3 separate regions of the Homo sapiens genome follow, and regions 1 and 2 are each linked to region 3. The links are chromatin loops, found by intact Hi-C in ENCODE. Cell type or tissue: Calu3. All regions are shown on one strand.

Region 1 (8,000 bases), 480 kb after region 3:
AGTGGCTCACACCTGTAATCTCAGCACTTTGGGAGGCCAAGGCGGGCGGATCACTTGAGGTCAGGAGCTCAAGACCAGCCTGGCCAACATGGTGAAACCCCGTCTTTACTAAAAATGCAAAAAAATTAGCTGGGCATGGTGGCGCACACCTGTAATCCCAGCTACTCAGGAGGCTGAGGCAGGAGAATTGCTTGAGCCCAGAAGGCGGAGGTTGCAGTGAGCCGAGATCACACCACTGCACTCCAGCCTGGGCGACAGAGGAAGACTCTGTCTCAAAAACCAACAACAAAAAAAAAGCAAAATGAAATCAACAATGATGGGAAGAGGAAAATAAAACCCTAAAACCTAAAGCAAACTAAAACAAATGAACCAATCGTGTTTCAAGTGAATACCATAACCATAGTGAAGGAGAAAAAACAAAACAAAACAAAGAACTAATCCAAGTAATTTATGAACGTAGTATTTTTGACTGTATACCCCTAGTCATAGACAAGATTGAGGTTAGAGAGAGCAACAAACAAATCCTGAACTCTTTTTAATACATTTATTACTTATACAGGTATTGGCAAAACAATTCTGAAACTATTTTAAATGCATTATAGAACTAAACAGATGAGTAAATGTATTGATGTTGTCCACAGCCAAGGGTTAATGCCTGCTTGAGACACACTAACGGCACAGGGTAAGAGTTGCTCCCCAGAGCCTAGCATCAATCATGATTTACTCAGGAATAGAGACAGAAGCAGTTTCATACAGACACACAGAAGAGAAAGAGAAGTGAAAATGGAGTCAGAGATTAGGGTAATGCAGCCACAAGCCAAGAAATACCTACAGCCACTACAAGATGGAAGAGACGAGGAACAGATTCTCCCCTTAGAACCTTCTGAGGAAGTGTGGCTCTGCCCACACCTTGATTTTAGACTTCTGGCCTCCAGAACTGTGAGAATACATTTCCGTTGTCTTCAGCCATGAAGTAGGTGACAATTTGTTACTGTAGCCTCAGGAAAGCTGCAAAGTGGGTATATTATTATCTTTACTTGCCAGGTAAGGAATGAGAGGCATGAATAGGTCAAGTAACCTGCCCAAGGTCAAGAACTAGTGAACAGTGAAGACAGTACTAGAACCCAGGAAATCTGAGCATAAAGACAGCCCTTATAACCTCTATTTCATACCCTTTCTATCAACTAGTGCTTAAAGAAGATAACTATATATAGTAGATATCCTTCCATGTTAAAATGTGATTAAGTAGAAAAGCAAGTTACAGCACTCTATGTAAACATAATTTGGTGAGTGAGCATGGAATCTCACCTCAATAAAAGTTCATAGATTTGCTGGATAAAAAATTATAAGAAATAAATTCCTAATTGGGCTCAGAAAACAGAAACATTCCCAATAGGCAGAAATTAAGAAGGAACATAAATCCAAACTGATAAGCTTGTGAGCAAGGGCTGGAGTTTAATATCCATGAGGGTGCAAGCAACTTAGTTTCAGAATGCACAAGGAAGGGAGTAGGAAGTGAAACCCTCAGATAAAGCCAGGATTCCTGAAGGGCTGTCCCTCAGTAAAGTGGACTAGATAGACTCCCTGATTAGCTCAGAGAAGGAACAAAGAAGTTTGTCTTTATGGGGAAACAGTCCTCCATTAGAAATAGCAGGCCCAGGCCTGTTCCACACATGTACATGGGCTCTGAATTTATAAAACCCACATGGTACAGGAACTTCCAGCCAATAAATTAATGTAAAAATGGGCCCCATATAAGTGAAACCCTGGAGCTTCTAGCAAAAGCAAACACAAAACTGTTTAGAAATAAGACTTCTAATACCTAAAGGATACAGAACATTCTAAGACATACAGACACACACACAAATAAATAAATTCTGACTGAAAATAAGCTGACAATAAAAAATTACAAAACGTAGTAGAAAAAGAGTTACCATAAGGAAGGGTCAGCAGTCATTGCAAAAGGAAAGATTTGTATGATCGATAACATAACAACCTAAAAGAGATTGTTAAATAATTGTGGTTTCAACTAAAAAGATTTGAAACCATAAGGAAAGGACAGGCACTGTGCCAAAAAAAAAAAAAAAAAAAAAAAAAAAAAAAAAATGAGATAACTTCTAGGCCAGACACGGTGGCTCACACCTGTAATTCCAGCATTTATGGAGGCTGAGGCAAGCAGATTACTTGAGGTCAGGAGTTCGAGACCAGCCTGGCCAACATGGCAAAATCCCGCCTCTACTAAAAATACAAAAAGTAGCCAAGTGTGGTGGCAGGCGCCTATAGTCCCAGCTACTGGGGAGGCTGAGGCAGGAGAATCTCCTGAACTCTGGAGGCGGAGGTTGCAGTGAGCTGAGACCATGCCACTGCACTCCAGCCTGGGCGACAGAGCAGGATTCCATCTCAAAAAAAAAAAAAAAAAAAGAAGGAGAGAACTTCTAGAAATGAAAATGATGTAAAACTCAACGAACAGGTTAAAGAGTAAAAATGGCTGAGAACACAGATGTAAAAAAAAATCATTCAAAATGCAGCAATAAGAGATAAAGATATAGAAGATATGAGAGATACTTACATAAATTTAACACAAAAGAAAATAAGAGAGAGAGGTTAAGAGAGTTGAGAAGTTTTAAAATACATCTCATTTAAATTCCAGGAGAGAAATTAGAGTATGAGGTAAAAGCAACAATCAGAATAAAATGTCTGAGAATTTATGAGACTTGATGAAAGACAGGAGTATCAATCAGAGTTTAGGCAGAAAGCACACTCAAACCAGGTAATTGAGAAAGGTTTTTTAATAAGGTGACTTTTTTTGTTGTTGTTTTTGACACAGTCTCGCTCTGTTGCTCAGGCTGGAGTGCAGTGGCGCAGTCCTAGCTCACTGTAACCTTGAGCTCCTGGGCTCAAAGAATTCTCTCACCTCAGCCTCCCAAGTAGCTGGAACTACAGGTACTGTTTTTTGTTTTTTGTTTTTGTTTTTGTTGTTTTTAGAGTCTCGCTCTGTTGTCCAGGCTGGAGGGCAGTAGCACGATCTCAGCTGACTGCAACTTCCACCTCCTGGGTTCAAGCTATTCTCGTGCCTCTGCTCCCGAGTAGCTGGGATTACAGGTGCGCCACCATGCCCAGATAATTTTTGTATTTTTAGTGGAAAGCTTTCACCATTTTGGTCAGGCTGGTCTTGAACTCCTAACCTCACGTGATCCACCCACCTCAGCCTCCCAAAATGCTGGGATTACAGGCGTGAGGCACTGTGCCTGGCTTTTTTTTACTTTTTGTACAGATGAGGGTCTCCCTATGTTGCCCAAGTTGGTCTTGAACTTCTGGCCACAAGAGATCCTCCTGCCTCCACCTCCCAAAGTGCTGGGATTACACGCGTGAGCCACCATACCTGGCCTAAAGCAACTATTTTAAAAGGTGAGAGCAAGGCAAAGGGAAAACAACAAGGGACGGAGGGACCACTGAGAGCAAGGATTCGAAGAGGCAAGGGGAGGGAGAGGCCACCAGAACTCAGAGAAACTGTATGAAGGTTGTCCAGAAGCATAGCTGTGCCCTCAGTGGAGGGACGCATCCAAGCCCTGGTAAACTAGCCGGAGGGAGCCTGGAGAATAACACCTCCACCTCACTCTCCTCACACCCTGGGAGCTTCTGCAGGTGCCTCTCATAGATGAAACTGTACTGAAAGTCAAAGGGCCAGGAAAGATGCAATCCATCCATTAGCTTTCTGGGTTCAGGGCCTGTAGGTGAAGACCCCTTTACCTGAACAGCTCCCTACTATAGCTGTACGGTACTTACCAGTTTTCCATAACTCTGTCCACCTTTATAGATAGTCCCTAGGCATTGTAAATAGGCAGTGTGCCATCTGCTTCCTGCAAGGACTTTGACAGCCTTTATTGATAGGCACACGCACACACACACACGTGTTATATAAGTGGATAGGAGAAGGGAGAGGAAAGAGAGAAACAGGGAGGGGAAAGAGAGCAAGAGAGAGAGAGAGGAGAGACTAAAAATAAGTATACCAAAGTGCAACCATTTTGATCTTTGGGTTTATTTTCCTTTTGCTTACTATATTTTCTAATTCTTTTATAGTGAACATGGAGTATAATGGCACAAAAGATAGATCTTTTAATAATACTGAATCTGTCAAAATTGTGGATTCCTAACCGATTCATTTGCTACTAGACTGACATCATCCCTAACTCAGACTCCCTGTCAGAGCTAAAGACTAAATCAGTGATGTAGCTGTGGGGAAAAAAGAGGGGAGGATTCAAATCAAGTATTAGGCAACAGTTTGTAAGTAGTGAATTATCTTATAAACAGGGTTATATGTATCCTTGCTTAAGCTCAGTAAAATACAATCTCTAAAAAGTGCATGGCTGAGTTTGTGAAGTTGGCATCCAGGCCTGTGAAAGGCAACAAGAAGTCCTATGCAGCCTAGATCGTAGCTTAGGTTTCAGACATGTAAAAATAAATTTTATCCTCATGATTCAACCTGAGGAAACTGATTTTAAAAAAATAAAAACAAAAAAATAAGTTTTGTATTTAAAAAACAACAATAAAATTACATCTCTGACTGTCTAGAATCCTTCAAGAAATGAGGAGCTGAACTTTTACCTTGGCCAAAATTGAAGATGGACATTATGTTCATAAATGCTTGCTAGATTTTTTAAATCTACACACACAGCTAATCATTGCCCGAAACTCAAATATCCATATGATGGAACTTGAGGTGAAATCTGGCTTTTGATGGATTAGAAGGCAGGTCCTCATTTCATCTCTTGCTTCTGTTGCTACCTGGAATGTGACACATTCTTGATTACAGCACAATAAACGGGCTTGGATTCAGAGGAAATAGCGCCATCTACTGCAACACCACTCAAATACTAGTTCACTGTGCTTTCCCCACAAGCCTTTCACTTCATTGTTCTAGCTCAGACTAGCTTGTGAGAATTAACAAGATTTGGGTTGGAGGTTGGAGGGAAGGGAACCATGGCCACAGGCCAACACTTAACTGTATTAAAAATCCCAAGTCTTTAGTGAGAATTATTTGTTATTAACATTGTAATGCTATTAAGCAGGGATAATTGATGGAAGCCATTTTACGAGGCACTCAAATGCAAGTGTCAATTTCTTGGCATTTATATGAGAAATGACATCATCAGCCCAATTCTCTGATGAGGAGTGCAGGAGGATATAAAAGCCAGTAGAGACAGTTATGAGCCCTTGGGTCCTTAACAGCAGCTGCTACTTCCTCACGCCCCTACCCATACCATTGGAGAGATTATTATACCCAAGTCCTACTTTCGTCCTTTATCTGAGATAGCAACTCACATTCAGGTGAGGGAGACAAGAGGAGGCATTGCAGCTACACATATGTTCATCTTAAATTCTGCAAAAAGTAGACTTTTCTACATCTGAAGCAGGACAGAATAATAGGCATAAGTTCAGAGAGCAGGCAAGCCATGGGACTTGGTGGGTCAGGCAGGATCACAGAAGATTCCACTAATAATTGACAGATAGCTTCACAAGAGACCAGCTGTCGGCCCCGTATGAGATGAAATGCAAATACAGCTGTCTTTGGACTTTGGCTCAAACCCTGCTTGGCATGCAAATGCACATGTACCTCTTCCAGCTCTAAAATTCTATGGCAGCTCACTTACACTTACATTAAACCGTGTAATAAACAGAAAACCTGGCTCAGAGCAGCATCAAAACCAGAGTCCCCTGGCCTTTCTCACTCCTTCTTGAATTCCTACCCCATCACTCTGAAGGCTTGAGAAGTTTCTTGCTCAACAGCTACATCTTTGGGTCTACAGAATTGCCTAACTGTATTATTCCTCTTGCTGGATTCTCTTTATTATAAAACTAGAATCTTGGGGGTTGGGGAAAAAAGCCTCAGTGCCTCCACAAAGAAAGTTAATATCTATATTAAGTAATTATTAATGCCACATTTCACACCTTTCACCACTTGGTCTTTCATTCTTCCTGCCCAGTTAAGAGTCACCTCACACTCACACTTTCACCCATTCATTTGTTGGTTTTTCAAACCATCTATGCTAAATTCTACCATCTGGCTGTTTGAGTGCAATGACCTAGTAGCTGGGTTTTATGGATCTCCAACAAAGAGTGAAATACACTGTATTATGTGAGCAAAGTCTTAGACTGTGAATTGGCATGATGCCTTGCTACTTTTCTTGACTCATCTTTGGGTGTTTTACCTAGGAGTAGACTTTGAAGAGTCTATCACACACCCAATGAATCTGCAGCTTGACCTGGTGCTCCTGGCCACTTGTCCATTTCCACATGGGAACAGTTAGACAGAATCACGTATACACTTTTGGGGGTGGGGAAACAAAAACTCAAAAGCCTTCAACTTTCTGTGGTGCTCGGCAGTCCTTCTGGATGTCCCTTTCTCATTCCTCACATCAGCAATTTCTTAAACTTTATCTGCCTTTCTAAGTTTCTTGTCTCACCCCCTCCCTCCTTCTGCACAGAGGGGAAAATGAGGACTTGAGAACTGAGCTCCTTTCATTTCCTCCTCCCCCATCTCCATCTCTTTGCCCCCACTCCTAAACACATCACTGTCCCTGTGACATGTTCCTCCTTTTATCCAGGACTAATCCTTTCACCTGAGCTTCCAGCCTTAGAGACTTGACTCCATCATCATCATCTCTCATGCTTCTCCATCTCTAGAATTTTTTCATTCAGGAGTCTCACAGTTCTCAAATGTGAAAGGGAAAAAAAGAAAAAGAGAGGAAGGACAGAAGGAGGGAAGGAGGGAGGGGAGGGGAGGGAAGGGAAGGGAAAAAAACTTCCTCAAGACAACATCTCCTCTGATTTTCACCAAATCTCTTTCCTCCCCACACAGACAAAATACCCAACAGAGTATGAGGTCTATTTGTGTCTCCATTTCCTCACCAACTGCTCTTTCAGCAACTCAATGCCATCCTGATTCAGCTTCCACCACTGCACTTAAACCTAACTGAGGTGTATTTGTGCCATTGTATGTGTGGTGCATCACACCTGCCTGGTTTATGGTGAAAGCGCCATGAGTGTTAGCATAGAAACAAAACCTCTCTGGCCAATCTCCTCCTAATTGGTAAACCAAGTGGGCACTTTCCAATTTTTCCTTCAATTGACTTTTCTCCACCAGCAGTGCTTCCTCAGACATCTTCTCCCACACTGGCTTCCAAGTCCTTTCCCTCTCCTGAAGTTTCTCCTACCTCTGACTCCATGCCTTTAATCTTCATCTCTTGGCTATGTACTCTTGCTGGGGACTTCAGCAACTCTCATAAGAGCAATTACCATCTATATGATCATAAATGTAACATGGTGCAGTGATGACTTACAGTCTATACCTGCATCCCAGAACTCTATTATTTTCATTCCACAAACATAATAAGTTCTTACTATGTGCCAGTTTAATAGTCCTCCCCATAGGAACTCTCCATTGAAATGATCCACAGGCATCTAAACTCAGCATGTTCAAAACTTAAATTATTGTGCCACACACACACACACACACACACACAGTCATATTATTCTTCTGTCTTTCCTTTTTAAGTAAGTGGTACCACCCATGCACCAAGTCAACCAAATGAGAAATGTAGTAACAATCTTAAAATCTCTTTTCACCCACACCTACATCCAAATAGTCACCAAGTCCTGTGGATTCTACCTCCTAAATTCCCTAGAATCACTCCCCTCCTCTCCAGTCCACTGTCCCACCTCAGTTAAGCCTCCACCCTTTTTCACCGGCATTACTGCAAAGTCTCTTAATTGGCCTCTCCTTTCAGTCTTAGTCTCGGCCAAACAATTCTCCACACTGGCCTTTCTAAAATAAATCTAATAATAGCACCTCTCGGTCTTAAAAAATTCTGTGGATCTCTACTGGCCTCAGATAAGATCCAAACCCATAAAAATGCCAATGATCCAGCTCCCAGCTACCTATCTAGGATCACATCTCAACACCCCACTCTCCTACCTATATTCAGTGCCTGTGGTTTCCC
Region 2 (8,000 bases), 570 kb after region 3:
TATATATATATATATATTTTTTTTTTTTTTTTTTTTTTTTTTGAGATGGATCTCACCACTGAACTCCAGCCTGGGCAACAGAGCAAGACCCTGTCTCAAAACAAACAAACAAAAATTGTAGCTAAAATCAAGAGAGAGGTCTTGAGAAAGAACTGGAGCCACCTAAAAAGCTAAATAAAGCCAGGGTCCTGATTGATACATTCTCATTTCAAACATTAATCTCATTAGGATCTTAAGATAGAATACATCCCTAATTTAAGTTTTAAACATATGGTCATCATGTGCATTATGGGCTTCAAGAAGTACTGATCACTCAGTGACCAACTCAACCACAGCTCTATAACCCAGCATTCAAAGACATAGATGAACAAACCCCAAATCATTATTAATTATGCATAAAGATGATAAATGGGGTCTCATTTCATGTGTTAACATGAATTAGTGGGAAGGGGCTGCATAGAACAGAGTACTGAGAAGAATTGTAGGGCTATATCTGGGCTCTGCAGGAATAAATTCTGTGATCATCTAGACATGTCTGCACAGAATGGGGAGTAGCAGCATTTGAAACACATAGGTGTCTTTTCAGGATATGGTTTTACTATTACTGCTGTATCACCGTATGCCATTGGTGTCTTTCATAAATACCTTTTTAAAACATTAACACATGAAGACCTACAATGACTCTTGCACTTTGTGCAAATCTATTTCCTTGAGTCAGAGAGTTTTTCAGATCAACTAGATCAAGGAACTGAGCTGAACTGAGGCTTATGATCTTGAAGCCATCAATACAGAGCTCTGGCTGAATCAAACTAAACTTCAAGCTCCAAGAACTTCATATACTCATAAAATCTGTATTTCTTTTAATATGGAAACACCAGAGTGATTTTTAAATTTTCTTTAGCAACAGAACTCTTCGTTTAAATTAAATCTCACACAAAACCATACACAGACAAAAGTAGATTTGTTCTTATTAAAGAGAGAAATGCCAGAGGCCCACCTTGCCTTTGACCTTCACCTCAAGCATCTCATCAGGTCTCTGAGATCTGGAGGGCTGTTTGAACACTAAGAGGAAACCGCTTAGATTGCTTGGGGCCCTATGTAATTGTAGCACTATAATATTGCGATCAATTAACCAACTCTTTTACCCTGATATTCTCAATTATGTTGTGAGTCAACCCCATTCATGCATCCAAACAGGAGGCATCCATTGCCTGAAGGAGGATTCATCCCATGGAATTGCAGAGCCAAATGGTCACATGCTTAGCTTTTGTTTTCAAAGGCGAGGTACAGGTTGAGTTGGTCTGCCTGATGAATGCTGGGCTATACTACGGCAAAACTGAACCAGAAATATCAGTGGATTGGCACAAGAAAAGTTATTTGGGTTGGGCCTCCCCATTCTAGCTTTTAGCAACATCATCTGGAATACAGATCCCCTGAAGGTCAATAAAGAGAGGAAGAGAGAATGGAGAACTCACACTCACTGTTAAATTCCTCAGCCTGTATATCAGTCAGCTAGGGCTGCCATAATAAAATGCTGTAGACTGGGTGGCTCAAACAACAGAAATTTATTTCTCACAGCTCTGGAGGCTGGAAGTCCGAGATCAAGGTGTGAGAGATTTGGTTTCTCCGGAGGCTTCTCTCCGTGGCTTGCCGATGGCCACCTACTCTCTGCATGCTCACATGAAGTGTGCAGATCCCTACTGTTTCTTTCTTTTCTTATAAGGACACCAGTCAATTGGATTAGGGCCTCACCATTATAACCTTAATTACTTGTTTAAAGACTGTCTCCAAATACAATCCCATTGAAGTTAGGGCTTCAATGGGGTTGAGGGGATGGGGTGAGACAATTCAGTCCCTAACAGCCTGGAAATATGAAATACTATTCCCATTCAAATTGTATTGGCTAGAACAGGTCACATGGCTCCACCTAACTACAAGATGGGCTGGTAAGTTTCAACTTCACTTGTGCCAGGGAGGAAAGGAGAACCAGGTATGAGTGAGCACTAGCAATTTTTACCTCACAAGAATATGGTGAAAAGATTTAAGAATATATGTGATTGGGCACAGTTGTTCCCACTCCTAGAATGACAGCAATGAAAGAAAAGTGATGAGGGCAATTCACAAAGGGCCTTTATTTGGAGAGACCATGTGGACAGAAACACAGACAGCATCCAGAGATACACCCCCACGCCCCACCTCCTCTAAGCAGTCACCCCCAGCACCAGGGAGACAAACAGAACTGAGTCAGTGCTACAGATAGTCAGATACTCCAGACTCCATTAGTGTTCTACATGGCCAGAGCTGAGGAGTCACAATAGTCATCCTTCCCTCTGGCATCTGGGCAGGACCTTTGATCAACAGTAGCCAGCACACTGCCCAGTGACCATCCACAGGACTGATGCCCACGTGAGCCCCCAGACTTAGTCATTATCTGACGACTCCAGTGGACAATCCCCCTCCACACACATTCACTCATAACGTAAGGTTCTCAGAGATCCAGAGGCAGAGAGTAGGGATGGTGTAGGAGGGTGGTGGTACCTGGTTCATGGTACTCTGTTACAGCAACAGAAAACAGACGAAGACAGGTCAGTACTCTTTAAATCTTTCTAGGTGGAGGGAAAGAACCTTCATCAGCCATCCTCCTCTCCTGTGGGATTGGAAAAAACAGCTCAAGATTTCCCCTCAGGCCAGGGCAAAACTGAACTAACCTTCTACTTTGAGAGGCACCAAACTAACTCCTGTTAACTCAAGGAAAGCCATAGAGCCATCTACTGGTCACAAGTAAAAGGAGGAAGTCATCTAAAAACAACACAAAAAAGTAAAAATATTCAAATTCATCTTTAATAACTTCACAGAGAAATGTGATAGGAAGCATCCTCTCATTCCCTTCAATATAAATACATGAGAATATTTTCTTAAATATAAGAATATATAAGAGACACCTGAAGTCAGATATGCCTTTAGTAAATGTGTTTAGGGAATTAGCATTGTAATATACTAGGAGGTCATCTAGTCCATAGTTCTTAGGTGCTCTTCAATTCTCTCAATTCTACATGTTCAAAATCTGTAAAAATAAGACACGAAGACACGAATTCATTTTTTAAAACCTGAAACCTGCAAGTTTAATTAAGGAATTCGAGATCCTGCAGTTTGGCTGACAAATGATATAGTCAGCACCCAATTTTCTCCTATTAGGTGATCTGCAGTACACAATCAGAGCCGCTAGGCCAATTTTCCTGAATGGTCATAAAGGTTTTTAACAAAGAAAGAGCTCCAAAAACTTGGGAATGGGATGAGGGCAATAAAGACTTCATTCAACCAGGGGCCCACTTTAAAGGGCAATATTGGATTGAAAAATTGAGCTACATCAGTTAAAGCACCAAACGGCCTTGCTGCTTAAAGATAGCTGATGAGTCATGTTCAACTCAACCTCCCCCTAACCTCCAGAGGCCTAGAATGTGACTCTAATGTAGTTTCTGCTTCCAAGTACAAAACCCAGACAAGACGCCCCGGCAAAGTCTCGGAAGAAACACCTTAGGGTCATTTTCACAGCCTATGAGCATCATTCCAATGCCCAGCCCGAGATATCATGCAGGGTACGGCGAATGCTACATTTGAGCACAGAACGTCTGACCTTCCATTTAGGGTCAGAAATTGGCTAATCTGTTTCTCAGACTTGCTCCACAGAAACTAAACCGACAGATCACGTTTAACTAAAACGATGCCAGACGCCATCCGTTCTCCAAAGAAATCTTCGAGACACGCTGGCCACATGCATCAAGTACACAGCGCCACCTACAGCATTATTGGTGCAATTCACCATCGCCCTCTTCACCGGCCGCACTGGTATCGCAGATACAGCCTGAGAGAATTGCTACATCAGGCAGACAGTATCTGACCTAGACTTTAAACGTCACAGGTATTATGTTTATTTGGGGATGAAAAAAAAAAAAAGAAAAGAACGTGCGATAGCAGGGAGGAGGCTGCGTTGATTGGTTATATGCCTGTCTGCTTTCTTGCTTGTTTCAGGCTAACATCATTGAATTCTAACATGGCAATTCTTTTTTTCCAAGATCTGCTGCAGGGAAAATCATCATGGCACATGTTTACCTATGTAACAAACCTGTACAGCCTGTATATGTACCCTAGGAACTTAAAATATAAAATAAAAAATAAACTTCAAAAAAGATCTGCTGCAGGAATTCACCAGGGTGTCAAATCAATCAGAAATAACCATCAAGAGCAGTTGACATGAAAATATGATGTGAAACTGTCATTCAGTCATCTGCCATCTATGAAATTAGAAAATAAAACCCTAGCTCTAGAATCCTCAAACTTGCAGATGCTGCAGTGGCGTGAGATCATAGCCAAAGGTTCTAGAAAAAGTCACAATCTTTTCACTAACTTCTAAAAGTCCGCCATATTTCCCATCTCTCTCATCTTCACGGGTCCTTTTATTTATGTTTTAATTCAAACTGATCAAGCATCTACTATGTGCTACAGAGATAAGATAGAAAGAGGAATAGATATATATATTATATATAATTATAATATATATAATTTATTATATATATAAATTATAATGCTTCGCAGTATAACTTTATCACTTCAATATAACATGCTGTATATACAGACCCATGTTTTCTACTTGCTTTTTGTTGTTGTTCAGAGAAGGATCACTGGGTCTGGGGCAATCAGAGAAGACGTCATGAGGACTGGAAAACCTTATTTCTTGAAGTTCAAGCTCAAGTATCAACAAGGAAGAAAATGCCAAATAGAAGGAATGATATGAGCGAAGGAGGTGTGAAGGTAGGGAAGTTCTAGATGTGCCCTGTGTAAAATATCGCTTGTGCATCCACACACACAGGTAGAAAGAGAGATAGACACACCCTCAATCACGCACCATTCACTCTATCCCCTTACTCTGCTTTATTCTTTCTCACAACATTTACTATTACCTGATGCATATGTATTTGTGTGATTACTGTCTCTTTCCAGGACAAGCTCCATGACAGCAAGAACTTCATTTCATTCACTGCTCTGTCCTCAGTGCCTAGTTCAGTGCCTGACACATTGCAGCTTCTAGATAAGTATGGAAAGGAGGAAAGGAGGAAGGGAGGAAGGGAGGGATGGAGGGATGGAGGGAGGGAGGGAGGAAAGAAGGAAGGAAGGAAGGAAAAGGAAGGAAAGAAGGAAGGAGGGAAGGAAGGAAGGGAGGGAGGAAGGGAGGGAGGGAGGAAGGAAAAGGAAGGAAGGGAGGGAGGAAGGAAAAGGAAGGAAGGAAGGAAAAGGAAGGAAGGAGGGAAGGAAGGAAGGAAGGAAAAGGAAGGAAGGAGGGAAGGAAAAGGAAGGGAGGGAGGAAGAAAGGAAAAGGAAGGAAGGAAGGGAGGGAGGGAGGGAGGGGAGGGAGGGAGGGAGGGAGGAGAGAAAAAAGAAGGGAGGGAGGGAGGGAGGATGAGAGGATGAGGAGGTGCTCATAACATCCACGGAGAAACACATCAGAGAGTCTTGGGAAACTTGATGGCCAGGGCAAATGGGGACAGAGTGGGGAGCGTCTTGAATGCTGGATGAGAAGCTTGGGTTTTTTCCTGCTTCTTCAAAGATGCCAGCATGGTCAAAAAATAAGGACAGTAGCTATGCTTTTAGAAGATTAATCTGGTGCAAATATTGGATGAATTTTAGGGAAATGAGACTAGAGGTAAAATAGCAGTTACTTTAAAATAGATAATGATAGTGATGGGTTACAGCCATTCAATAAAATGGGAATCAATGAGACCTTAGCGTATAAATAATTAAATAAATAAGTACGAAGTATAAGGTGGGTTTGGAATATCTTGTTTCAGAAAGTAAAGAAGTATTCAAAGATTGATACAGACGTGTCAAAAGGACTTGGGAGCCAGCCTGAAGGGAGTTTCACTGGCCAAATTTGGAAAATTTGACCTTTGAAATAAATAATGATAGTGATGATTTACAATCCATTGGATAAAATGAGAATCTATGAGGCCTTAAAGATATAAATAAACAAGTGGGTGAGAAGGGAAAGCCCTTCCTTACAGTGAATGCCAACTAATAAAAGTAGATAGGATGACAGAAATGGGAGATTATAGATCTTATTCTATGATGTGGCAACCATGATAGAGGAAGATGTCAATAATTGCTAAGGATGGTGGGTAAAGGTTCAGTGAGGAACAGGATATTGGTACAATGCCAGAATATCTCCCTACAAAATACTCATTAATCACAATGGAAAAAACAGTGGCTTTTTGGAGGAGAAATATGACAGAAACCAACTTGACAAAGTGGTCAAGGTAACACCAAGGGAAGAATCTACATTCTGCATCAGGAAGAGCACAGCATAATTTTCTGGAAGTCTTCCAGGAGTGCACGGCTTGAGTCTGGCCATGAGGACACATCGGACAGACCCAGGTCAGCCTTCAAAATCAAAAGTCATGCTATGGTTTGAATGTGTCCCCAGAAGTTTATGTGTTGAAAATATAATTCCCAGTGGGATTATATCTAGACATAGGTTTTTAGGCGGTAACTAAACTTAAATGAGATCATAAGGATGAGGCCCTAATTCAGTAGGACTAGTGGCTCTGTAAGAAGAGCAAGAGAGACCTGAGATGGTATCCACTGGCCCTCTCACCATGTAAATGCCTTCCACCTCCATCAAAAGGGGGCCCTAGACCTCAGACTTCCCAAGACAATGAACCCAAGACATTTCACTATGATTTGTCAAGAGCGAAGATTAAAGAAAAAAGCAGGGGCCAGGCATGGTGGCTCACGCCTGTAATCTCAGCACTTTGGGAAGCCGAGGCAGGTGGATCACTTGAGGTCAGGAGTTCAAGACCAGCCTGACCAACATGGAGAAACCCCGTCTCTACTAAAAATACAAAATTAGCCGGGCGTAGTGGCGCATGCCTGTAATCCCAGCTACTCAGGAGGCTAAGGCAGGAGAATCGCTTGAACCCGGGAGGCAGAGGTTGCGGTGAGCTGAGATCACACCATTGCACTCCAGCCTGGGCAACAAGAGCAAAACTCTTTCTCAAAAAAAAAAGAAAAAAAGAAAAAGAAAAGCAAAGAAAAGAAAAAAGGCCAGGAAGTTAGTAACATTTGTAGATAATCAGTGTTTATCAATGGCTTCACATTGATTTACAGCCCACCTCCCTCAAACTAAAACTTGAGGACTTCTCATGCAAAGCACTGCTTTCATGGAGATAGCATAGGGCATTTAGACCAAAACTTGGATTCTAGCTTTAGCGCCAATGCTTGCCATGTGGCATTACTGTAGTTGCCCCCCAAGCCTCAGTTTCCTTACTTGTAAAATGGATATGACAGTAGCAACTTCAGAGATAAAATATGCATAAACCAATCCCATCTATTTTATAACTAGTGAGTGTCATTGTTCAGAAATCAAACATTTTAGCACTGAAATATGCAGCTGGCTGTAATCGTGGAATGACATTGCTCTGCCTGGTTTTACTGGCTTGAATTTCTGACAGTGCTTCCAGCTGCCTAGTTTTCCATTCGTCCAGTCCTATTGTTTACATGGAATGACACCCAAGATTTCCTGAAGCTTATGGCTTTATTTGCACTTCTGGCTTTGCTGACTCCCCGTCGAGTGCTGTCAGCAAAGTGAGCAAGAGCAGCCCTGGGCTCATCAGCCACCAGCACTCTTGCCTTATTAGGAATGGTGGCCCTGCACAACAGGACCCATGGCGGCCAAGAACACACAACCTTGCTTGCAAGGGAACACCAGACAGATGTAACATGAGGAACGTCCTATTAAAACAACAGGGGGAAGGGAAGTGTCCCTCAATAATGTCAAGGTTATAAAAGACAAAGAAAGGCTGTGGAAATGTTCCAGATGAAGGAAAGCTGAAGAAACAGGACAACTAAATGCAGCCTGACCCTACAGGGGATTCTGTGCTGGAGGGAAAAATGCTGGAAAAAAACATCATTAGACCAACTGATAAAATTGGCATATGAACAGTAGATTA
Region 3 (8,000 bases):
ATAGACTAGATAAAGAAAATATGGTACATATACACCATGGAATACTACACAGCTATAAAACATAATGAGATCATGTCGTTTGCAGCAACATGGATGGAAAGGACATGTGAAGGCCACTGTCCTAAGTGAACGAATCCAGCAACACAAAACCTAACACTGCATGTTCACCCTTATAAGTGGGAACTAAACATTGAGTACATATGGACACCAAAAAGGGAATAGATACTAGGGCCTACTTGAGGGTAGAGGGCCGGAGGAGGGTGAGATCCTACAGTATCTCCTAGTCAGGATGGTAGGTACATATTCTTTGAGTTATTACTATCCTTTAAAACCTTCAAAAGACCATGAATATTATGAGTATTTAATACTTAATTAAAGTAAGTATAGTTTAACCCTTTTCCTGTTTGCCCTGAGAACACTTGCCAGTGATACTTGCAGCTGCAGCATTTACCCCAAGATAACTTTGCCACAAAATATCTCACTTTTATGATTATTTTTGCATTATTCTAGTATATCAACTTTGAAAACAAAAGACATCATTCTATTTAGAGCATTTTGTTTTTAGTAGTGGTATTTACACTTACAAAATATAATTTTCAATCACTGAAAATGTCAAATCTTAGAAAACGTCGCATTCTTACACGTGATGTTAACATTGTTCTCGAACAGTTGTTGGCCAAAGATTCATTTGATGAATCTGATTTTTCCGAAATAGATGATTCTGATGATTCAGACAATTATGATGCTAGTTCTGTTTAGAAATAACTCCCATTACAGTTTTTGTCTTTTCACATTGAAAATCAGTCAGATTTGCTACAGCCTCAAAGAGTGTGTTTATGTAAAAATAAATGAGCTCTGGCAGTGAGCTGCACTTATTTTTTTTTTCTAAACAGGAAAAGGGTTAAAGCCTGTATAGAAAATTGTATATACAATAGAAATACAATTACATAACCCAAATAGACAAAGAGGAAAGACTGAAGAAATTTGCCAAAATGCCCAAAAGAAAAAAATCAATTAAGGGGTAAGGCCAAATGGGAATTTTCCCTTGATCTATTTTTCCTGTTTTACAAATTTCATATAATACATTAATTTTATGATGACAAAGTAAAATATTGTTTTAGTTCATTCTATAGTTATATTACATGATGTCACTAAATCTGATGTTTTTTAAAAAAGCATTTATTTTCTAGCCACCATAAAATGTTTAGAAGAATAGCAAATTTATTAGTAGCACCTCTGAGTAGCCCTTCTGAGGATCAAGGATGCTACATGCTCCTGCTCCATAACTGAAGGGTAAATAACTCCACTAGCATCCCATGAAATGTTGTTCTTGAAAGTTCCTGCTCCTTGCGGCCCACAACCAACCACTTATCTTGGCAAGTCTGACAGTTCATCTTTTGTAATACCTCCTGCCTCCATTCCTCCTTCCCCATCATTAATGAATTCTACCCCGAGTAACCAGGTTGTTCTCCCTACCCACCTGCCTGAAATCATGCTATGTTCCTTAATGCTTCCTAACCCTGAAAACAGCTTGGCTTATTCACTGATTCCAAATACATGCACAGAACCTCTCCACCACCCCAAGGGCTGTGCCGTGCTTTTCTTACTGGCTCCTCTCCACACTTCTGTCCTTCCAGGATTGGCACAAACTTCACCTTCTCTGTAAGTTTTTAGACCAACCCAGACTCCACTAGATTTTCCCTTCTTGAAACTTCCATTTTTGGCCTTTATCTTTTGGTGCTTTGTATTAAAATTACCAATATTTGCTCGAACCTGTTTTTTAATGTACTTTTTGTACTTAATTTTGGCTCTCAAGTTCTAAGCATTCAATGCCATTCATCTATTCACAATTCTCAGCCTAGCTAACCTATGAGCACCCATCTTTCATGCTTTAGCATGGTATTTCTACACTTATCAGAAGTTTTGAAATTCTGAGGTTTTCTCTATGATGTAGTTCAACTCCAGGCTAACCTTTACGAATCAGTTGCAAACTGTTTACACTGAAGACAAGTATAGGGGGCATATCTTTAACTCATCTAGGGAGTGAGGACTGCAGGAGAACATCCCCAAAAACGATGCTACAGAAAAAAAAATGTAGGAGAATAAGGATTTGATTTCAGGATGAGGATGTAGTCCCTCATTCAGATTCCCACAAAACATACCTACTCACTGAACTAACTACCCCTCCTAGGCAAAAAAAAAAAAGAAAAAGAAAAAAAAGAAGAAAGAAAGAAAAGAAAGAAAAGAAAAGGAGAAAGAGAAAACAGTAGCTTCCCCCATTAGAGTAAGCCCTGAGCAGTTGGCTCTTTTGCCTAATTGATAGCAGGAATTGGCTTGAAGTCCCATGGAAGAACAAATTTATCACATCTCTTTAATCCCTTAATTGTTGTCAAATTTCTGAAACAAAAATACTGTAAATACTGTCCAGAAATCTAGCTAGCTCAATTTGGAGTTCACTTACAGCTAAGCAGACTGAAGGTACTTGCTTGACCATAGCTTAAACTACTGATCTTTCACCAGACACTGGACTTTGGTGGTAGCCAGCTAACCAAACTCTAAGTGTCTATCATCTGAAGCAAGACAAATCAATGAATTTCTATAAAATCTCTTTAGGCAACCAGATAAACATTTTAATTCAATGATCAAATGGAACATTTGGTTATAGAATAACCTATTTGGGGAAAAGCCAATGGTTCTCAAGGGTATTGTACTCGGACCTATTTAATACCACCTTCATATACAGCTGCACACCAAGGGAATGCACAGATCCTTAGGGGAAAAAATAAATTCCTCTCTTTTCCATTTGTCAAAGAACAAATAAGAGTAGCTATGAGGGGCAGAGTCTTTTACCATTCTCTTTTAAATAATTAATGGCATAAATGCAGCTGCTATTCCTGGATGACCCTAGTCAGAAGCATCTCAGTCACTGCCTTTTACTGCTCCGTCACCTGAAAGGGGTGGAGCTGAGAAGTCATTAGCTGTCATGCATCTGAAACCACCTGGAGCTGTCAAGCCAGCAGCTCTCCATCACAGCTCTACAGTAAGGACACAGCTATTTTTGTCCATTAGAGATCATTTTAGTTCTTGTCTGTAGTTCAGGATAACTGAACTATAAAATATTATTTTATCTTGATATAATATATGACCTTGTCAAATTGTTCTACATAGGTAAGTTGCCTTTTAAAATAACGAAAACCAGAAGAGAAATCTTTGCATGGACTTGCAATCTATCCAAGTCTCCTTATAGACACAAAGCCTGCCTGCTTCCTGCATATAAAGGACTGGGGCTGAGTACTCTTCCCTCTGCTGGTCTTGTACCTAAGTCACTGCATAGGACATTAATTTTCACTGATGCTTGGAGTCAAAACGAGGGCCAGGGGGCAGTACTACACTATGGTTAGGTATGAGAAATACCTTGATGTCCATTTTGCATGCCCTCTACTCTTCACCAAAAGCACTGTTTATAAATTTAAGAGTGGGCTTTAAAAGGCAAGGTAACAGGACTAGTTTGGTGGGAAGATAATGTCGAACTTTCTATATTCAGTCTCAAGGCATGTGTGTTTGCTAATGAGAAGTTTATTAAGTCTTTTACGTCCATTGCCCCCTTTAATCATCCTGTAAAATAGACAGGTCATCTCCTTTTCTGCAGATGAGAAAACTAAGGTAAAGTAACTTGCTCAAAGTCAGACAAAACAGTTGCTGATGAAGGCAGATTCAATCCTAAATTTTCTGACTCTCAAACCAGTGCTTTTTGCACTAGAGTATCCTACCCCTCTGTACCTTATATTGTCTCAATAATGCATGTGGACCTGCCATCCACCATCCATGAATTTATGCAGACACTTTTATAATTTTCAGACTTACAACATAACCAACTCATACCAACTTGGAGTAACTAGTTCCATAAGACTGGAAAAATGGAAAGCAAAATTTTTCTCCTCCCTCCCTCCCTCCCCTTCCCTCATTCCCTCCTTTCCTTCTTTTATTTTATTTGAGGGGGTGTTAATGTATTGCTCAAAGGAAACCTTCCTATTTCTAGCACTTCCCCATTTCTCCATTTGAGAAAAATGTTTGTGCTCACTCACTCCACTTTTTATAAATTTTTATCACATCCCTTCTCAGCCTTTGACTCTTCACACTGTTCAAGTTTTCGCTCAACCATACCTTGCCACCTCTAGCCCAGGGCAGATGCAGCTTAGATTGGCAAAACCTATGTGACAGGTCATTATCACTGACTGCTCTACTCTAAGAAACTTGGAGTTAGCTCAACACAAACAGCATTTCTGTTTCCAGCTCCTTCATTTAATCCCATGGGTTCTTTAGGTATATATAAGGCTTTTCTCTGTTTAAGCGTAAACCTCTTTCGGGTTAAGGTAAAGTTGTATTCCTTTCTGCCTCTTCTTACAGCATCTAGTCTAGTGTCTAAAAACTCAGCCGCTAAAGAGTAAATATTTACAAAATGAACAATTATCCCTTTGGTTGCACTAGGTTCTCCCATCTCTTTGGCCATTTTAACATCTTTTTTCAGAAATTCTTTGATTTCAAGGTCGGAAGCTTTAGAGAGACTTTGAGGTGTCGATTGTTGTTGTTTTGTCCACAGGTATGGGTGCTATATTCCAGCTTACTTCTAAGCCCTGACTGACAGTGTCTGGCATCTTACTGGACTTTATGACCACACGGCTTAGATAGGTTCATAGTGACAGGATTAATTCTCTGGTGCATGGTTAATAGATCAGAACGTTTTGGTCCGTAACACATATCTACACAAATAAGTATTTTCAAAAGTGTTTTTTCATATTTCTCTCACAGACATTTGTATGCTATTTTTCTTCCCATTTCCATAGCCTGTGAGATGTTCCTACCGTGTATTCCAGCATCCCGCTGTTTCACTTCATCAATAGAGTGTCACACATAAACATATAGATCACAAGACATTCCCTTCTACAGATAATTTATCACACTCTCTACAGAGAAAAAAATCCATATTCCATTTAACACCAGGGCTCACATTTCCTTCCCTAAATAACCCATTTGCCTCTCCATTTGCCTGAGACTAAAAAAGATGGGTTGGCTCTTACCCTTCAATAAGTTGTAACTTCAACCTATCTTCATTTAAATTACCCAAATAGAGCAGGCCTATCATTTTATCCTCACATTAAGAGGGTTATCATTTTTATTGTCTTGAGTAAAAATATATAGTACTATCGACCTGGATTTGTAGAAAGTTCTTCTCAAGTCACTCAAATCCAAATATTCATGATAGAAAATGCATCTGATAATTGTTAGTGCCATTTTTGACAGATGTTCAATAGGTAATAATGATCTGCTGCTTTGACTAATCCAGCCAAATCAGCAGCTTTAGACAGAATCCAAAGGCCAGTTTGGGAGCTCTGCCAATATTTATTCCAAGGGATTTTAACAATATAAATCTTCAACTAAAGAGAGAGTGAGAGAGACGTGAATTATCAGACTCTTTTGCCAATAACTGAGCATAGCATACCTAAAAAAAAGAAAAAAGCTGGACAGAAAACAAAAGCAAAACAAAAAAAAAATATGGCCAGCATAATCATCCGTAGGCTCAATATTTACCAGTTTGTGTGCCATCTGAGCGATTTCCTTTCATCGACCATGCACATGGCATTTTTATTCTCAGGGGACATTATCGCCATGACAACTTTATCAGACTAAACAGTGAAATGCAGCTCTTGGAGTGATCTCAATTTGGGCATGGTTTAGAATATTATTTATGTTATTCTTTTATCAACATCCTTGGTGTGCCCAACAGGGATGAGGACATTTTTTAAATGACTATTAAAATCACAATAAAAAATGTAAAAACTTTACAAAGAGAAAAGAAATAAGCCATTAGGCTGAAAAATGGGCAATCAAAGGAGCTATTGTGCCTGGCAGATGGAGAAGCAGCAGGTGCTGTGGTGTGACGGGACCTTGCTTCCCATCATGTACGCTCTACAATGATGCAGGCTGACAGGGAAGGGAATTAATGTGTCGGAGCAGGTACTTTCTGTCCATTAGCTGATTCCCAATATGTCCTCACAGACTGCTACCAGTGGCTCTTTGATAAAATGGCTTACAATGCACGGCTCCAAAAGTTGTATTGGGAAGGACAGCTGTGAGCGACTCTCCCTTCAATGCCTCAGCTTAACAGAGTGTGAGTGACCAAGTAAACACTTCTCCACCCCAAACTGGGATTAGTGATTTCAGTCCATGAATAAATTATTTGACTACAGCTGCTATGAATACATTATTGTGACCAAGGGCCACAAGCTCTCAGTGTGGGCGATGGATGGGGACACTGATGAGGAGAATTCTCAAGGTAACAAATTAGCTTTCAAACAAATGAGACTTGGAAAGGCCTGAGAGAATGCTCACCTCTCTGCTTTCAGAGAAAAAAAAAAGCCAAATTATGAAGCAGCCACGTGAATTGGAGGGTCAGTTTAGACAGACATAACACATTAAATGTGGTAAACTCAGATACTCTGAGGCTTTGTCATGTGTCAGGCTGGTTTCCTATCTTTTTTTTCTTTTTATCTTCCCATTTTTTTCTTTCCTTTTTAATCTTGAGCTTATGTTCCAGTTCTGCACACAGTCACCTGTGAAAACTCAAAATGAGACTGAAATAGAAACAGGTTAAAATAAAATGTGTACAGTTGATAAGATTAGCTCTTTCCATATCTTTGTCCAATAAACTAACTGAATTGCCAAATTGTTTATTAGCTTTGGCTAAGACAACCAAGACAACTGGATTAAGAAATGATAGACTTTTTGCTTTCTTTCCATTTTCCAATCTGAATTGAAAAGCCAGGGCTAGCTATCCCACTCATGATGTTTAGTTATCAAAGGAAAGATGAGCATGGATTGGCATTTATGTTAAAACGTTGGAAATTACGTACACATCAAAGGAATGTTAGCAATCTAAGGACTCAAATCTAGCCTTCCTCATCCCCTAATATAAATAAGGGACATGTTATTCTACCTCAAAAAATCCTGTATTTTTTCTGCATAGCACTTATTACCTTGTCATGAATAAATACTTTTCATTTAATATCTGTCAAACCCCACTAAATTCTGACATGAAGAGGAAAAAGATGTATATATCTTGCTTACCATTGTATACTCAGCACTTAGCAAAATACTGGTCCCCTGGTAAAAGCTCAGTAAATATTTGTGGAAAGAAAAAAAAGAATAAAGGAAGAAGATGAATAAAGTGAGAAAAAAAAAAAAAGGAAAGAGACCAAGGGAGGACCCAAAGGATGAGGAACAATCTTCAGCATCTCTCTATTTTTGCATGTCTTCTTTAGCACCCTCTATAAAAGCCTTCAACTCCTTGAGATGCCTAAACAAATTCTACATTTTTTAAGGAGGAAGAAGAGAAAAGGAAGAGGAAGAAAATACATCTAAGTTGACAATGATAGGATAGATATCATTGAATGGCATCCAAGGACATTTGGCAGTTCAAAGACAATAGCCAGGTATTTACAGCCTTGGTCTTGAAATCAATTTCATAAAGAGATGATGGAAATCAGAATATTTTAGTCAGACTGGAGTGGGTTTTAGCCTATTCAGAGACCATACCCAGAAAGTTTAAAATTATCCTTGGATGTCTTGTGGTTCTTATCACATATGTTTGGAATGAACATCCACATTTTATACTGCAGGACATTTTATTCAGATCAGATCACTCTTATTCACGTCCCTACTTAAATCAAATATGAGTGTATTGACTACATAGGATTATACAATGATAACCCATGTTTTAAGAGACAGGGTCCTGCTGTGTTGCCCAGGTTTGAGCGCAGTGGCTATTCACAGGCAAGTAGTGATAACATATTTTAAGTGTTGAAGTAAAACAGTGGATACTATGAATCTGGTGGGAATTGTGCTACCAATGATAACAACATCTAAACTTCACAGCACCTCATAGTTTCCAGAATGACTTAATATTATTTTACTTAAACCTTATTAAATCTTTGAGTGAGCAC

What was found. Peaks named below come from ENCODE experiments on the same cell type or tissue, not always from the same donor. Only the 100,000 strongest peaks of a DNase experiment are listed, where the experiment ranks them.
Region 1: a loop joins it to region 3, with 8 times the contacts of the local background. A loop is called at or near these places in 15 of 110 quality-filtered maps.
Region 2: it touches region 3 in a loop (7-fold over the local background); 10 of 110 quality-filtered maps call a loop at or near these places.

What each region holds. Positions count from the first base shown.
Region 1 is chr15:45,792,510-45,800,509 of GRCh38, reverse strand. The region is part of intron 1 of LOC105370802 (a long non-coding RNA gene); the gene reads right to left. Among named protein-coding and RNA genes, the nearest start is that of SQOR, 160 kb to the right of the region's middle. In Calu3, a CTCF peak has its summit at 4,862 (motif pointing left); a DNase peak (open chromatin) is centred at 4,849.
Region 2 is chr15:45,710,492-45,718,491 of GRCh38, reverse strand. All of the region lies in intron 1 of LOC105370802 (a long non-coding RNA gene), which reads right to left. It overlaps LOC124900365 (small nucleolar RNA SNORD71), which reads right to left and starts at 7,677; the gene lies at 7,619-7,677. RefSeq lists an enhancer at 3,287-3,581. In Calu3, a CTCF peak has its summit at 3,761; a DNase peak (open chromatin) is centred at 3,791.
Region 3 is chr15:46,276,303-46,284,302 of GRCh38, reverse strand. No RefSeq gene overlaps it. Among named protein-coding and RNA genes, the nearest start is that of SQOR, 650 kb to the right of the region's middle. In Calu3, no CTCF peak of the experiment used is centred here; a DNase peak (open chromatin) is centred at 3,362.